Linked DNA regions of Homo sapiens: region 1 is linked to region 2. A link is a loop called in an ENCODE intact Hi-C map of the cell type or tissue named here. Cell type or tissue: PC-3. All regions are shown on one strand. Links, peaks and the distances in the headings refer to the core of each region. The heading gives the core; the rest is flanking DNA. Region 1 overlaps RGN (regucalcin). Region 2 overlaps JADE3 (jade family PHD finger 3).

Region 1 (8,339 bases), core at 232-8,231, 120 kb after region 2:
TATGGATAGATCTGGGGAAGCTAATAAAAAATAATTAATACAAATATGGGTAGATTCTCAATCCTTTTCCTTGCCATCATCACCAGAAAGAGGTTCACTGCAAAAGAGATCCTATTCTACCAGGAGGTGCCTAAAGGCAGATAATACTTAATGGAGTATTGGCGCAAAAGAGCAGAAAACTTGAGGTTTTTGATTGCTATTTCTTGTTTGTACTTTAGTTAACCATAGGCAAGTACTCAGAAGCTAATTACCAACCTTTCAAAATGGAAAAGCAAAAAAAAAAAGTAATTGCACGTTGTCCAACTCCATCAATACGCTTGAAAGGAGCCATAGTTGGAAACTGGGAGGGAAGGAATTATTTAGAATCTAGAAGGGAGTCCTTGAAACTGTTTCATGAAAGGTGCCAAACCTTTTATGAAACAAAAGAGCAACATTAATAATAAAAATGACTTGGAAAAAATATCCCCAGAACTCTGCATGCAGATTTAATCAGAGGCAAACTATTCTGGTGCAGATGTTTTGCTTTGAAATATGTAGTGCTCGGGAGGCTGAAGCAGGAGAATCGCTTGAACCCGGGAGGCAGGGGTTGCAGTGAGCCGAGATCGCGCCACTGTACTCCTGCCTGACGACAGAGCGAGACACTGTCAAAAAAAAAAGAAAGAAAGAAAGAAAAGAAGAAGAAAGAAAGAAAGAAAGAAGAAGGAAAGAAAGAAAGAAAGAAAGAAAGAAAGAAAGAAAGAAAGAAAGAAAGAAAGAAAGAAAGAAAGAAAGATGTAGTGCTCTTTTTTATGACAGTTTTTACCCATTGTCATTGTATGTGGTTTTAACATTTTTCCATTATACCTCAATCTAATGACTGTAGTGACCTGGACTTTGTAGTATAAAGTTTTGGATTTTGATATTTGTTTTTTGTATACCACGGTTACCCCCCTTTAAGGGCACCTAGTTTGTTTCTGAGTGCCCCTCCTGCAAGAAACAGGCTCTTCTAATATTTAGTCTTGAATTTGGAGCACTCAGTCAGGCAGAAAAAGAATTCATGTATCTTGCTAGTTTTTGTGCATGAACTGTTCACGTGGTACCATTAAGTTGCCTTGCGGATCTCAAGAGTTTTGTAACTGAAACAGCAAAGGTCTAACCACAAGCTGACATGTACTTGACATAGACATGCAGGGCCCCAGTTCAGGTCAGCTTCAAAAAGAAGTATTATTGGTATTTTAGTAAGAATTCTGCTTTCTTTTTTCTCTCTCCATCTGAATGCTTAAACAGATATGCCTGTACCCAAACAAAAGACAATGAATCCATCCCAATCATGTGGTAAAAATCCTTTGTTCACATGCCAGACACTGGATAAGCTGAAGTGATCTGTATTTATAACCAGCTTGAGAGCTCTCGGTTTGATTCTCAGTATTTAGTGGCCTGTTGTTTTGTTGTGGTTCTGTTTTTGTTTTTGCCTTTTAACCATAGCCAACCGCAGAAGTGTTTACAAGCTAGAAAAGGAAGAACAAATCCCAGATGGAATGTGTATTGATGCTGAGGGGAAGCTCTGGGTGGCCTGTTACAATGGAGGAAGAGTGATTCGTTTAGATCCTGTGACAGGTAGGCCTGCAGCAAAATGAAAAATCCTTGTCATGGCTAGGCAGAGATATAGCCCGAAAGTTACAGTCAGAATTTCTTTTCCTGTAGAGGTGCGACTTTTTGCTCAAAATAAATTGTCAGGGAAAGTAGATTAAATATTAAATGCACAGATGAATCCTGACCTCCACAGTCTTCTTAGATCTTCCCTAGAAACAATACACAGGTTGGAAATTGCTACAACTAAACTTAAAATAAAATATTTGGTGGTCTAGGGAAAAGACTTCAAACTGTGAAGTTGCCTGTTGATAAAACAACTTCATGCTGCTTTGGAGGGAAGAATTACTCTGAAATGTATGTGACCTGCGCCCGGGATGGGATGGACCCCGAGGGTCTTTTGAGGCAACCTGAAGCTGGTGGAATTTTCAAGGTGATATGGCTATTTCTTTTATTTTGGGGGTGGGGGATCCCAAATACTTACAGGGGTAAGTAACTGAGTGATTGGTACTTTTGCATACTTCCAAAGCATAATCCTATTTAGCATGTTAAGCTCATCATACTAGACTGAAAAACATTTTATTTCAATTTTCTAGAGAGTAAGTTATCTGAAGTCCAAGATGATCTGTTTAGCCTACTTTGTACATTAATTTTTTTACTTCCTGTTTATTGAAATTCTTCAGATCAGTAGAATGAACTTGGAAAGCCAGTATTTACAACATGCCTAGAAGATCAGTTGATTGTTTTGATGTCTTAAGGATTTTTCAGATTTTAAACATCTTTTGGCAGCAGAATAAACACTGATAAAAATCGTAGAGCTTTTGAGCTGAAAAGAAATACATAATGTAGAAACCCCTTTCTTAGCAGGCGGCAGATGATAGGAGTAATCCAGTTTTAAATCTAAGTTAGTCGTAAATGATTGCTAGTTGAATTATTAACTATATGAATAATTGGGTTGGACCATAAATATCCAGTCAGGTAATTCCTTTTTATGATAGGAGATAAAACAAAGATAATAGGTGGCTAAGTATATTACTACAAATCATAAAAATGCTTTTGAAGAATACTTGTGAATTACCTTTCACCTGAGATTCCCTCTTTTCTTTTTCAACAGATAACTGGTCTGGGGGTCAAAGGAATTGCTCCCTACTCCTATGCGGGATGAGGACAGGTCTTCTTTCCTGCCAGAGGGAGCTCTGAAGACAACTAGAGAATTCTGGGCCTGAAATTTCAATCTAGTTAGAAAGAAAAATGAGGCAATGATTTTATTAACAGCGTTAAGTTTTAATTTACAACTTTTAAAAGGCAGAGCATTTTTAACAAGGGGTGACAGGTGGTTTTGATAACACACTTATAAGGCTTTCTGTAAAAGGTACTATAGAAGGGCGAAGAATCGTTCAACTGTCAATCAGCCTCTTGATTCTTTGTAAATTGCCAGGGTGGGTGGGTACATATCTCTTCTTGATTCTGCATTTCATACTTAACTATATTAAAGCTTCAAGGAACAATAAATAGTAACCTGGTAATGACCTATTATGTTCCTTTTTATTTTCATCACAATCTTATAAAATATACCACAATGCTAACTAACCTACATAGATATTTCATCTCCTATATGTTATTTTACAAACTAAAATACGGCTGGAGGGTTAGACTCAAACATGCTGTCAAAATCCATGGTTCCAGCTGCCACCTACTGGATGTAAAAGTAATATGTCTCTTTGGAAAGAATACTTATTTTAAAAATAGCTTTATTGAGTTATAATTGGCCTGTACATATTTAAAGTGTATAATTTGACAAATTTGTCACATATATACATTCATGAAACCAACACCACAAACAAGATAATGAATCTATCCACTACCCCAAAACTTTTCTTGTCCTGTCATAATCCTTTTCTTCAGCCCCTCTGCCTGCCTGTCCCCTGCTCCCAGGAAACCACTGATCTGCTTTCTGTCACTATAAATTAGTCTTAAAATTAGGTAGTGTGATTTCTGTAACTTTGCTCTTTTTCAAAATTGTTTTGGCTATTTTAATTCCTTTGACCTTCCATATAAATTTTCAAATCAGCTTGACGATATCTACAAAAGAAATCAAGCTACAATTTTTTAATTGGAATTGCTTTTTTTTTTTTAGACAGGATCTACTCTGTCACCCAGGTCGGAGTGCAGGGGCACGATCATGGTTCATTGCTGCCTCTACCTCCCAGGCTGAAGCAACCCTCCCACGTCAGTCTCCCGAGTAGCTGGGCTGAGACTGCAGGTGCGTGCCACTATGGTCATTTTTTCGTTTGTTTGGTTGGTTGGTTTTTTGGATTTTTTGCTTTTCAGAGACGAAGTCTTGTTATGCTGCCCAGGCTGGCCTCAAACTCCTGGTGATCCTCCCGCCTTGACTTCCCAAAGCTCTGGGATTACAGGAATGAGCCACCGCGCCAGGCCTGAAATTGCTTTAAATCTGTAAAACGATTTGGAGATAATTGACTTCTTTACTATTCTGAGTCTTATCCATGAACAGGGCATGTCTCTCCCGTTATTTAGGCCTTCTTCAATTTTTGTCATCAGTGTTTTGTAGGTTTCAGCATACAGATCTTGTACATGTTTTGTTAGATTTATATCCAAGTATTTCACTTTTGGGAGCTATTGTAAATGTTATTATTATTATTATTTGAGACAGGGTCTTGCTCTATGGGCCAGGCTAGAGTGAAGTGGCACGATCATAGCTCACTGCAACCTTGCACTCCTGTATTCAAGCGATCCACACACCTCAGCCTCCCAAAGTGCTGGGATTACAGGCGTGAGCCACCACACCCAACCTTATTATTATTTTTTGGATTTGTTTCCAGTTGATCATTGCTTGTTTATAGAAGTGTGATTGGCGTTTATAGGTTGACTTTGTATCTGATGAGTTTGCTAACCTCACTAATTGGTTCTAAGAGTATTTCTGTAGCTTCTCTGAGATTCTTTGGGTGTATAATCATGTCTTCTGTGAATAGAGACAATTTTCTTTCTTTCTTTCCAGTTTGTATGTTTTTATTTTTCTTGCATTATTACACTGGCTAAAATTGCCACTATTATGTTGAATGGAAATAGTAAGAGTAGACAGCCTTGTCTTGTTCCCAATCTCAAGAGAAAAGCATGCAGTCTTTTATTATTAAATATGATATTAGTTATATGTATTTTTGTGGATGGCCTTTCTCAAATTGAGGAAGTTCCCTTCTCATTTACTTTTCTGCATGTATTAATGTGATTATGTGGTTTTCCTTCTTTAGACTGTTAATATGATCAATTCTTGCATTCCTGAGATAAACCTCCCTTGGTCATGACATATTACTACTTTTATGTGTTGCTGAATTCCATTTTCTAATATTTTGTTGAGGATTTTTGCAGCTACTATCTTTTGTCTGTGGTTGACATCAGGGTAATTCTGGCCTTATAAAATGAATTGGAAAGTATTCCTTCTTCTACTATCTGGAAAAGAAAATGTATAATTATTATTCTTCTTTAAATATTTGGCAAAATTCATCAGCGAAAACATTTGGACCCGGAGATTTCTTTTTCAGAAGCTTTTTAACATTCCTTAATAATGACAAGGCCACTTGGTTGCCTTACTTAATTTTGGTGAGGTCTGTTAGTTTGCGGCTTCCAAGGAATTGATCCTTTTCATCTAAGTTGTCAAATTTATGTATGTAGAGTTATTAATAGTATTTCCTTATTATCCTTTTAATAATGCCTGAGAGGTTTGTAGTGATATCCCCTTTTTTACCTGCTATTGGTTATTTGTGTCTTTTTTCTTTGTCAGTCTTGCTAGAGGTTTATCAGTTGCATTGATCTTTCAAAGACCTAGCTTTTGATTTCATTTTTTGGTTGTCAATTTCATTGATTTATCCTTTTATCTTTGTTATTCCTTCCTTCTGCTTTATTCTGATTTATTTTGCTCTTTTTCTAGTTTCTTAAATTGGAATCTCAGATTATGGATTTGAGACATTTCTTCTGTTCTAAAATAACATTTAATGCTATACATTTTCCTCTCAGTACTGCTCTTTCTGCAGCCCACAAAGTCTGATATATTGTATTTTCATTTTTGTTAAATTAAAAATATTTTCTAATTTCCTTGGAGACATTTTCTTTGACCCATGGATTATTTAGAAGTGTGTTTAATTTCTAAATGATTGGAGATTTTATTATTATCTTTTTGGGTATTGATTTCAGATTTAATTCTATTATGGTCAGAGAGCATATTTTTTATTTCAGTTCTTTGAAATTCAAGTTGGATTTGTTTTTTGTTTTTGTTTTGAGATGGAGTCTCTCACTCTGTTGCCCAGGCTGGAGTGCAGTGGTGTGATCTCAGCTCACTTCAACCTCCACCTCCCGGGTTCAAGTGATTCTCCCACCTCAGCCTCCTGAGTAGCTGGGATTACAGGTGCCCACCACCAAGCCCAGCTAATTTTTGTATTTTTAGTAGAGATGGGGTTTCGCCATGTTGACTAGGCTGGTCTCGAACTCCTGACCTTGGCCTCCCAAAGTGTTGGGATTACAGGCATGACCCTTTCTCCTTCATGTTACAAGTGTATTATATATTCTGTATACATTGAAAACTCATCAGTGTTAAAAACTTTTGCTTTGAACTGTCAAACATGTTTTAAAGAACTCAAAAGGAGAATAGTCCATTATATTTACCAAGATGTTTACCATTCCTGTTCTTCTTCCTTCATTCCTGATGTTCCAAGTTTCCTTCTTGTATCCTTTTTATAGTTTACAGAACTTCCTGGCTGGGAACGGTGGCTCTTGCCTGTAATCCCAGCAGTTTGGGAGCCCGAGGCAGGTGGATCACCTGAGGTCAGGAGTTGAAGACCAGCCTGGCCAACATGGTGAAACCCTGTCTCTACTAAAAATACAAAAATTAGCCGGGCATCATGGCGGGAGCCTGTAATCCCAGCTACTCAGGAGGCTGAGGCAGGAGAATGGCCTGAACCCGGGAAGTGGAGGGAAGTGGAGGTCGCAGTGAGCTGAGATCGCACCACTGCATTCCAGCCTGGAAAATTCGATTTAAAAAAAAAAAAAGGAACTTCCTTTAGCAATTCTTTTAGAACAAGTATCCTTTAGCAATTCTTTTAGAACAGGTATCCTGGCTATGAATTCCCTTAGTTTTCTTTTCTTTCATATGAGAATGTCTTTATTTCACTCTTTCATATGAGAATGTCTTTATTTCACATGAAGGCTATTTTCACTGGATATGCAATTCAGGGTCAATAGTTCTTTTCTTTCAGCCTTTTGGCACTTTAAAAGTGTGTAATTTCCTTCTGTCTGTCTGAATCTGTTTTGTATTGCTATCATAGAATACCTGGGTCTGGGTAACTTACGAAGAAAGAGATTTATTTGGCTCACAACTCTGGTGGCTGGAAAGGTTAACAGCATGGTGCTGGCATCTGCTTAGCTTCTGGTGAGGGCCACGTGCTGCATCACAAGATAGCAGAGAAGGCAAAGGGGCAGCAGGTGCATGCAGAGAAACCAAACACAAGAGACAACCTCACTTTATAACAACCCGCTCTCATAGGAGCTAATGCATTTCAGAGAGAACTAATCCATCAGAACTAATCTAGTCTCACGAGAAAGACATTAATGTATCTTAACAACCTAATCATATCTTAAAGGCACCATCTGCCAACATTGTTGCACTGGAAACTAAGGTTCCAATGTGAGTTTTGGTGGGTATGCTCAAACCATAGCACTGGCCTTCACGGTTTGTGATGAGAAATCCATAGTCATTGAAATCACTGTTCTCCTACAGGTAATGAGCCATTTTTCTCTCACTGCTTTCAAGATATTTTATTTTGCCGTTAGTTTTCAGCAATTTGATTATGTGTCTGGATGTGGATTTCTTTAGCTTTATCCTATTGGGGGTTTGCCCATCTTCTTGACTTTATGTCTTCACCTAACTTGGAAAGTTTGGGGCCATTATTGCTTTAAATATGTATATTTTTTGAGACAGGGTCTTGCTCTGTCACCCAGGCCTGTAGTGCAGTGGCACAATCACAGCTCACTGCAGCCTTGACCTCCTGAGCTCAAGCAATCCTCCCACCTCAACCTCCCAAGTAGCTGGGACCACAGGCAAATGCCACCACGCCTAGCTTTTTTTTTATTTTATTTTTTTATTTTATTATTATTATTATTTTAGAGACAGGGTCTCCTTATGTTGCTCAGGCTGGTCTCAAACTCATGGGCTCAGATGATCCTCCCGCCTTGGCCCCCTCTGTAGTGCCGAAATTACAGGCTTGAGCCACTGCCTTCACCCGGCCTCAAATATTTTTTCTGCCCCACACTCCTCTCTTTCTGGGACTCCAATAGCTTGAATATTAGACTTTTTGTTGTTACCCCACAAGTTCCTCAGACTGTTGTTGTTTTTCAATCTTTTTTTCTCTGTGTTGCTCAGGTTTCATATTTTTTATTGATCTATTTTTAAGTTCACTGGCTCTTCACTCTGTCATCTCTATTCTGCTGTTGTGCCTACCCAGTGATTTTTTAAAATTTTATCTTTCAGTTTCAAAATTTCCATTTGATTAGTCTTTATGTCTCCTCTTTTCTATTCCAATACTTTCCATTTTAATATTTGTTTCAAGGATGATTGCTCATTCAATCATTTTTATAAAGCTGCTTTAAAGTGCTTGTCAGATTATTCCAACATCTGCATCATCTTATTCTTGGCATCTACTGGTTGTTGTTCCCCATTTGAATTGAGCATTTCATTATTCTTTGCATGCTGAGTAATTTTG
Region 2 (8,339 bases), core at 66-8,065:
TGGCACTGTTGACATTTTGAGCCAGATAAGTCTGCACATTGTAGGGGACTATTTCTGTGCCTTGTAGGATGTTTAACGGCATCCCTCCTGACCTCTATCCCTAGATGCCAGTAACATCAATTATTGTGATAACCGATAAATGTCTCCAGATATTGCCAAATGTCCCCTGGGGGGGGCAAAATTGTCTTCAGTTAAGAATCACTGCTTAGATCTTTGGCTTTTCCAAAATGCAAAGTCTGTGCGACTGTCTTTATGACACAGAGATGTCTCTGTTTAATTGATTATATTGCACTTTTCTGGATTTCTTTCAGCTCTGGTTAATGTCCATCTTGAATGACAGTGATGGCCACTTTTATAGTTTCAATGTTTCAAGTCAGCTGAATCATTTGGGAGTGACATGGGAACAGATATCTTGAAATCTTAGAAAAGTATTTTTTCCGGTTGTAAACGTCCTATATGTTTACTCTAAAACTGTGGGGAATGGAAAAATTCAGAAAGAATGTTTTTATCAACCAGAAATCTGTCACTTCAGTGCAACTAATGTTAGTAAATTGGTTTATGGTTTTTGCTTTCTATATATTTTATTTCATACATGTATAGTAATTTCACTGTAAAACCAATTTTTATACATTTTAAAACATCTTAGCATAAATGTTTCCCTGTATACCATGTTTAAATGACTGGATGAAATACCATAATATTAATGTACCTTAATTATTCCTCTTTTGTGTGATAGGTCGGTTTTATTTTTATTATAAAGTTTTAATGGACATTTTGGTTCATAAATCATTTTCCGTGTTTCAAATTATTTTTCTTTCTTTTTTCTTTTTCTTTTTTTTTTTTTTTTTTTTTTTGGGACAGAGTCTCGCTCTGTCACCCAGGCTGGTGTGCAGTGGCATGATCTCAGCTCACTGCAACCTCCGCCTCCCAGGTTCAAGCGATTCTCATGCCTCAGCCTCCTGAGTGGCTGGGATTACAGGCACCTGCCACCACACCCAGCTAATTTTTGTATTTTTAGTAGAGACGCGGTTTCACCATGTTGGCCAGGCTGGTCTCGAAGTTATCTGATCCTGGCCTCAAGTGATCTGCCCACCTCGACCTTCCAAAGTTCTGGGATTATAGGCGTGAACCACCGTGCCCAGCCTGTATTAATTTTCAAGGACGAATGTTAGAAATAGAATTCCTAGGTCAAACGGTGTGAATATGTTTAAAGTAGAGCATTATTTTTTAAACTGCTACATGGCCCTGCAGAGGGCAGTGAATAGGGGCCCCTTGCACTGACCATGCATTTCAAAAGTATGTCTCATGGGTATATAGTAGGAAAGGAAAGGGCTATGTTTGAGCTAATCACTTTTCCTTTCCTTGGCCTGCATGTTCTTCCGTGGGAATATTAATGGGGAGTCAAGTAGCCACCAAACCGCAGGCTTAGGTTCCAGTCCCAAATAATCCCAGTTGGGTTGACTTCCAGACAGTCCTCCTTTAAAAGGGTATTTTACTCAAGGAAGACATTTACTCCAGACATTTGTATTTTGCCTGGTTTGCAGTCACTGTTAAACCACTGTGCTGTTAATTATTGTACTTGAGATGATAGTAGGAATAAGATCTGAAAACTGCCATCAAATTACTGTTCCCAGTGGTGCAAGGTGAGGTCTAGTGTACATTTTGTTTCTGCCAAAATGAAGGTAAGGAAGAAAAGAATGCCTTTATAAAGTCTGTGCTCTGATCTGAGGACTAGAAAATAAACAGCTGAATAATATAACCAAGTGTAAGACATCGAGATATATCACAGTTACTCCAGGATTACACTATACTGATTTATGGTTTTGTTTAACAAAACATTTTATTCTAAGGTAATTTTTTTCATGGTACAAATAAATTTATTTGCTTGTTTTATGTTCCTTATTCCTCTTTTCTTCCCAAGAAGTTACTTTGACAATCACAGACCTTATTGGGCCTCTTTCCCTTCTAGTTCTTAAATGAATATTCATGACAGGGACATCACAGAAAACAATTGTTTGCCGTATGCTTTCAGGTGTCATCAAGCATCATGCTCAGCCCCTGGGCTGCTGTGACTTTGAGATCTGCCTGGTCAACTAAAGAGGGCTAGTCCTTCTATGGGGCTTTTCTTTCTTAAAAAAATTTTTTTGACATACAAAAAGCTGTACATAGTTAATATATACAACTAGATGAGTTTGGCTGGGTGTGGTGGCTCACGCCTGCAATCCCAGCACTTTGGGAGGCCAAGGTGGGTGAATCACTTGAGGTCAGGAGTTGGAGACCAGCCTGGCCAGCATGGTGAAACCCCATCTCTACTAAAAATACAAAAACTAGCCAGGTGTGGCAGAGCATGCCTGTAATTCCAGCTACTCAGGGGCTGAGGCATGAGAATCGCCTGAATCCGGGAGGCAGAGGTTGCAGTGAGCTGAGATTGCACCACTGCACTCTAGCCTGGGTGACGGAGTGAGACTCTGTCTCAAAAACAACAACAGCTACTAAATGAGTTTGGAGATAAGTATATACCTATAAACTATCATCACAATCTATGCCATAAACCTATCTATCACCCCCAAAAGTTTCCCTTTGCTCTATTCTTCTGTCGTGGTAAGAACACAATATAAAGGCCTATCCTGTTAGCAAACTTTTAGGTATACAATATAGTATTGTTAACTATAGCACTCTGCTGTACAAAAGATCTCTAGGACTTACCTTAAATTAAGTAGTACATTCTTAAAATTACCACTTAATAAGGATTCACATGTTAAGTAGGGGTGCCTAGAAGCAGAACCTGAGACAGTATTCAAATGCACATGATTTATTGAGGAGTGTTCTCAGGAGAAACCTGTAAGGGGAAGAGGGTAACCGGGTAAGGAAGGAGCAGCCAGTTAGGGTCTTAAGAAAATCTAGCCATAGCCTGTTTGAGGTGATGGCAGAACAATTATTGACTGCAGGCTGCCTCTGGGAGGGAGACTGGAAGAGTGTAATCCCCAGTTCTTGGGAAGAGAGGGGCCATTGTGAGCCATTAGCAGCCAACAAGAAGTAGCTGGAAAATGGGTACAGTATGCTAGCTAGGTAAACAGGATTGGGTGGGGGCAGCACAGTGTGTTATTCCTTTGCCTGTTTATTTTGTGCAGGATACTGTGCTAAGAGCTAGGGGTAAAAAATGAATGTGACACAGTCCCTGCTTTCAAGATGCTTGTGGTCTAGTGACAACAGGGCTGACCATGTAAAGCAGCAGTGTCCAATCTTTTGGCTGCCCTAGGCCACATTGGAAGAATTCTCTTGGGTCACACATAAAATGCACTAACACCTAACGATAGCTGATGAGCTTTAAAGAATCACAAAAAAAATCTCAGTGTTTAAAGAAAGTTTATGAATGTGTGTTTGGTGGCATTCACAGCCGTCCTGTGCCACATGCAGGCTGCGGGTTGGACAAGCTTGATGTAAAGAATATTGATGGTGCAAGTGAGGTGCTTCTTTGCATGTACTTGGATGGAAAGCAAAGGAGTGAATAATTGTGGGGGAGGGACGTCTGGGAAGCTTCATCGAGGACATCCAATGAATGAATAGAACCAGGGTTGGGGAAAATGGGCTGGTCAAGGAAAACATGGGGAGGAATTGTAGGTAGAAGGAAGAGCCCTGTGCAAAGGCTGGCAAGCAAGTATGAAACAAGACGAACGTGTTCCCGGAATCACATGGGGCATAGTATATGCCAAACAATTGGAGTGGATTGGGGGGAACAGCAGTTGATGAGGCCTGAGAGACTGGGAGCCAGAACTGGGCCTCGCAAGCCATGCTGAGGAGATTGGGCTTAGAAGGGGCACCATTCTTGCTGTCATCCCTCCAGCCTGTCCTCTGGCTTCTGGATCAACTTGGAGTGCTCATTGTCAATGTACCTGACTGCCCCCTGGTGGCCATGTTGCTCTAAGCATGTCGCTTTAATGCTTCTGAGCCCCAATTTCCTCATCTGTAAAATGGCTGCTGCTGCTATGTGTAGGACTGTTGTTGTGCTTAGAAATAATAAATAGAGATATAAAGATTTACCATCATTGAATTATTCTGCTGATATTTATTGTTTTCTGTCATTTTCCTACAATAATTAAAACAGCAGTATGTCACAGAAATGGACAGACAAATCACTGGACTTTAAACAGCCCATACCCAAAAATTAACTTGCTTTGTTTTCTTTTCTAAAAGTCATTGATGACTCATTTTCTTATTTCCCAGGACTGGTGTAACTCGTATTAGATAATCTGTTTCCTAGGCTTTTTACTGATAATACAAGATTTTTTGTTTCCATCTATAATAAAAAATAGTTGTTACTGTAATTGTTTTAAAAATGCCAAATTTTGCCTATTCTTTAAAATCTCCCTCTGTCAAGAACAGTTTGATAACTCTTTTACTTAAAGAACAGAATATTATAGAAAATGGAGAAACTGTTTTATCCAAAGTACACATACCCAGAACTTCAGATGAGAGGAGTATCCATCTCACAAGAAGTCTTAGGTCTTCTGAAACTCTCAGGGAGGTGAGGAGAGAGGGTCCATGGTCAGTTGGCTTTCTTCACTGAGATTTTTAGAGAATAAAACTGTTTTTTCTATGACATTTGTTGCCCTTGATCCCATCATGAGTCATCCATATGGAGGTTATATTCAGTGGGAACATAAACTTTCATTTCTCTGGGATAAATGCCCAGGAGTGCAATTGCTGAGTCATAGTTGCATATTTAATTTTTAAAGAAATGACCGAAATATTTTCTAGAATAGCTATACTATTTTACATTCCCACAAGCCATGTACGAGTGATATAGTTTCTCTACACTTTCTCCATGATTTGATATTTTCACTATTTCTTTATTTCAGCTATTGTAATAATAAGTATGTAATAATATCTTGTGGTTTTAACTGGCATTTCCCTAATGGCTGGTGATACTGAATGTCTTTTCACGGGCTTAAATGCCATTTGCGTTCCTCTTTGGTAAAATGTCTGCTGATTTTTTTTTTTTTTTTTTTTTTTTTTGAGACAGAGTCTCGCTGTCACCCAGGCTGGAGTACAGTGATGCAATCTAGGCTCACTGCAACCTCCGCCTCCCAGGTTCAAGCAATTCTCATGCCTCAGCCTCCCGAGTAGCTGGGATTACAGGTGCATGCCACCACACCCAGCTAATTTTTGTATTTTTAGTACAGACGGGGTTTCACCATGTTGGCCAGGCTGGTCTCGAACTCCTGACCTCAAATGATCCGTCCGCCTTAGCCTCCCAAAGTGCTGGGATTACAGGTGCGAGCCACCATGCCCGGCCCATCTCTTGATTTTTAATTAGGTCATTTGTTTCCTTACTGTTGAATTTTTAGAGTTCCTTATGCATTCTGTAATATAAGTTCATTGTCAGATATGTGTTTTATAATAAATATTACATGTATAATATTTCTAAGAAATGACCAAAATATTTTCTAGAATAGCGATTCCTTTTTACATTCCCACCAGCAATGTATGAGTGATAGTTTCTTCACATCTTCTCCAGCATTTGATATTACACGTGTGTGTAATATGTGTAAATATTCTGTCCCATTCTGCTTGCTTTTGCGTCTTCTTAACAGGGGCTTTCTCAGAGCAGAAGTTTTTTTAAAAATATAAGTAGATAGTTTATTTGGGCCAAGTTTGAAGACCACAACCCAGCAGCATAGATTCAAGTTGCCCTGGATATGCTTCTGAGAGCAAAAGTCTTTAATTTTGATGAAAACACATTTTTCTTTGCCAATCATGCTTTAGGTATCAAGTCTGAGAACTCTTTGCTTAGCCCTAGATCCTGAAGACTTTCTCTTATGCTTTTTGTAAATATTTTATAATTTTACATTTTTCATTTAAGTCTGTGATCCATTTTGAGTTACATTTTGTATATTAGGTTGTGGTAGGCAGAGATGTCCGTGTCCTAATCTCTGCAACCTATGAATATGTTAAGATTGCTATTTAGCTGACTATAAAATAGGGACATTATCCTGGATTATCTGGGTGGGTCCAATGTAATTACATGGGTTCTTAAAAGTGGAAGAGGGAAGCAGAACAGAAGGGTCAGAGAATGAGATGCGATGACAGAAACAGGATCAGAGAGATTCAGTGTTGTTTGCCTTGAAGATGGAAGAAGACAGCCAAGATCAAGGGAGTAAGAGTGTCCTCTAAAAGCTGTAATAGGCAAGGAAATGAGTTCTCCCCTGTAGCCTCTAGAAAGGAACGCAGTCCTGATGACATCTTGATTTTAGCTCTGTGAGACCTGTGTCAAAATCCTGACCCACTAAACTATAAGATAGTAAATTTATGTAGTTTTAAGCCACTGAGTTTGTGATAATTTGTTACTGTAACGTTAGAAAACTAATAGGTGTTTTAGAAAAGCTTCTATTAAAATAGGATTTTATACATTTGGGTATACTGTGTATCTGAACAATTTTTATATATGCAACATCCCCATGATATCAGATAAATGAAGTGCTACTCTAAGTAGATCTGTGCATTCAGTGGGGAATAGTTAGAAAATGTATTACTTTTATTTCTGCTTAAATTTCTACATTCATTGTGACTTTAAATTCCCCACTACTACTTTTTAATAGGAAGTGTCTTGTTGTTACTGTTGGTTTTGTTTGCGTTTCAGAAGAGATTTGAATGAAATTTTGCACCAGAGAGCCAAATGTAGCCCCAAAAATTTATGTGATGGGAGGCTCTTTTTTAAAAATATTCAATTGACTTTGACTGTAGGACAAACAGAACCTTAGTTAATGGTTCTGATTCTTGTACTAATTTTATTAGTTTTTTAAATGACAGCTTTGAGATATAATTTGTATACCATGCAGCTTACCCACTTAAAGTATACAATTCAGTTATTTTAATATATTCACAGATATGTGCAACCAATCACCAAAGGACACAATATGTTTTCACACTGTCTTCTAATTTTGTTTCTGAGAAATTAGCTGTTAATTTTATTGGAGTTCTCTTGTAAGTGATGAGTTGTTTTTTTTCCCGGGCTGCTTTCAAGATTTTCTCCTTGTCTTTGGCTTTCAGTAATTTTACTATGAGGAATCTCTTTCTGGATCTCTTTGCATTTATCCTACTTGGAGTTCTTTGAGTTTCCTGAATATGTAAATTAATGTTTTTCAGTAAATTTGGGGAGTTTTTCTAATATTTTTTCTGCTCCTTTCTCATTCACTTTTCCTTTTGGTACTCCCATTATGTATATGTTGATGAACTTAATGATGTTCTACATTTCTCTGAGGCTGTTTCTTCTTCTTTTTTCCATCTGTTCTTCAACTTGCCTAATCACTGTTGACCTACTTCAAGTTCATTAATTCTTTTTTCTGCTTGTTCAATCTACTGTTGAGGCCCTTCAGTGAATTTTTCATTTCAATTGTGCTTTCATCACCAGAATTTCTATTTGGTTATTTTTTATACTTCCTATTTCTTTATTGATAGTCTCTGTTTTGTAAAATATTGTCATCATACCTTCCTTTACTTCTTTAATCATGGTTTTCTTTAGTTCTTCGAACATATTTATATGGCTAATTTGAAGGTTTTGCCTGTTAAATCTGACATGTGGTTGTATGGGTCATACTTTCCTGTTTCTTTGCATATCTCTTAAGTTTTTGTTGGAAACTGGGCATTTTGGATAATATATTGTAACAATTGTGGGTACTACCCCTCCACCAGGGTTCTTTATTATTATTTGCTTGTTTACTGCTTTAGTAACTGCCTGGATTATTTTATTGAAGTCTATTTCCTCAACCCCCATTCTCACCCTGCAGTATGAAGCCTCTAATGTTGCTCTTCGGGGGTACAAGCTTGTGTATGCCCACAGTCACCCTGGGATGACAGTGGGTTTGGTGAGGCTCTCCTTGGCTGTCTCTTTACTTGACCACACCATGCTGTTATGGTCTACTAATTGTTGACTGGTTGCTCTTGTTTTGTTTTTGTTTTTTTGAGATGGAGTTTCACTCTTGTCGCCCAGGCTGGAGTGCAGTGGCGCGATCTCAGCTCACTGCAACCTCCACCTCCCGGGTTCAAGCAGTTCTCCTGACTCAGCCTCCCGAGTAGCTGAGATTACAGGCGCCTGCCACCATTCCCAGCTGCTCTGTTGTTTTAATCATGTCCTGGAATATAAATTGCTCCACAAACTGATCCAATCAAATTAGGGCTCCTTTGAAGATAGTTCCTGAGATCTGTGTTTGAGATTTCTTCTGACCGCAAGAGGCTCTTTCCCTGCTGTCTCTTTCTCTGGTTCTCTCTGGCATATTAGGCAGCCTAGGCTTGAACTTCTGTACACTCAGTTGCAAATGAAGTCAGTTTCATTGCAGGAG

The links. Hi-C counts contacts between places; a loop is a spot of excess contacts. Peaks named below come from ENCODE experiments on the same cell type or tissue, not always from the same donor. Only the 100,000 strongest peaks of a DNase experiment are listed, where the experiment ranks them.
Region 1: it touches region 2 in a loop (15-fold over the local background); 2 of 110 quality-filtered maps call a loop at or near these places.

What each region holds. Positions count from the first base shown.
Region 1 is chrX:47,090,214-47,098,552 of GRCh38, forward strand. It overlaps RGN (regucalcin), which reads left to right. Exons shown (of 8, transcript NM_152869.4): 6 at 1,465-1,596; 7 at 1,848-2,002; 8 at 2,684-3,100. The coding sequence ends at 2,734. Among named protein-coding and RNA genes, the nearest start is that of RGN, 16 kb to the left of the region's middle. In PC-3, for the core only: a CTCF peak has its summit at 3,258 (motif pointing left); no DNase peak of the experiment used is centred there.
Region 2 is chrX:46,974,884-46,983,222 of GRCh38, forward strand. All of the region lies in intron 1 of JADE3 (jade family PHD finger 3), which reads left to right. Among named protein-coding and RNA genes, the nearest start is that of JADE3, 67 kb to the left of the region's middle. In PC-3, for the core only: a CTCF peak has its summit at 3,931 (motif pointing left); a DNase peak (open chromatin) is centred at 3,908; H3K4me3 peaks cover 309 bases; H3K27ac peaks cover 1,656 bases.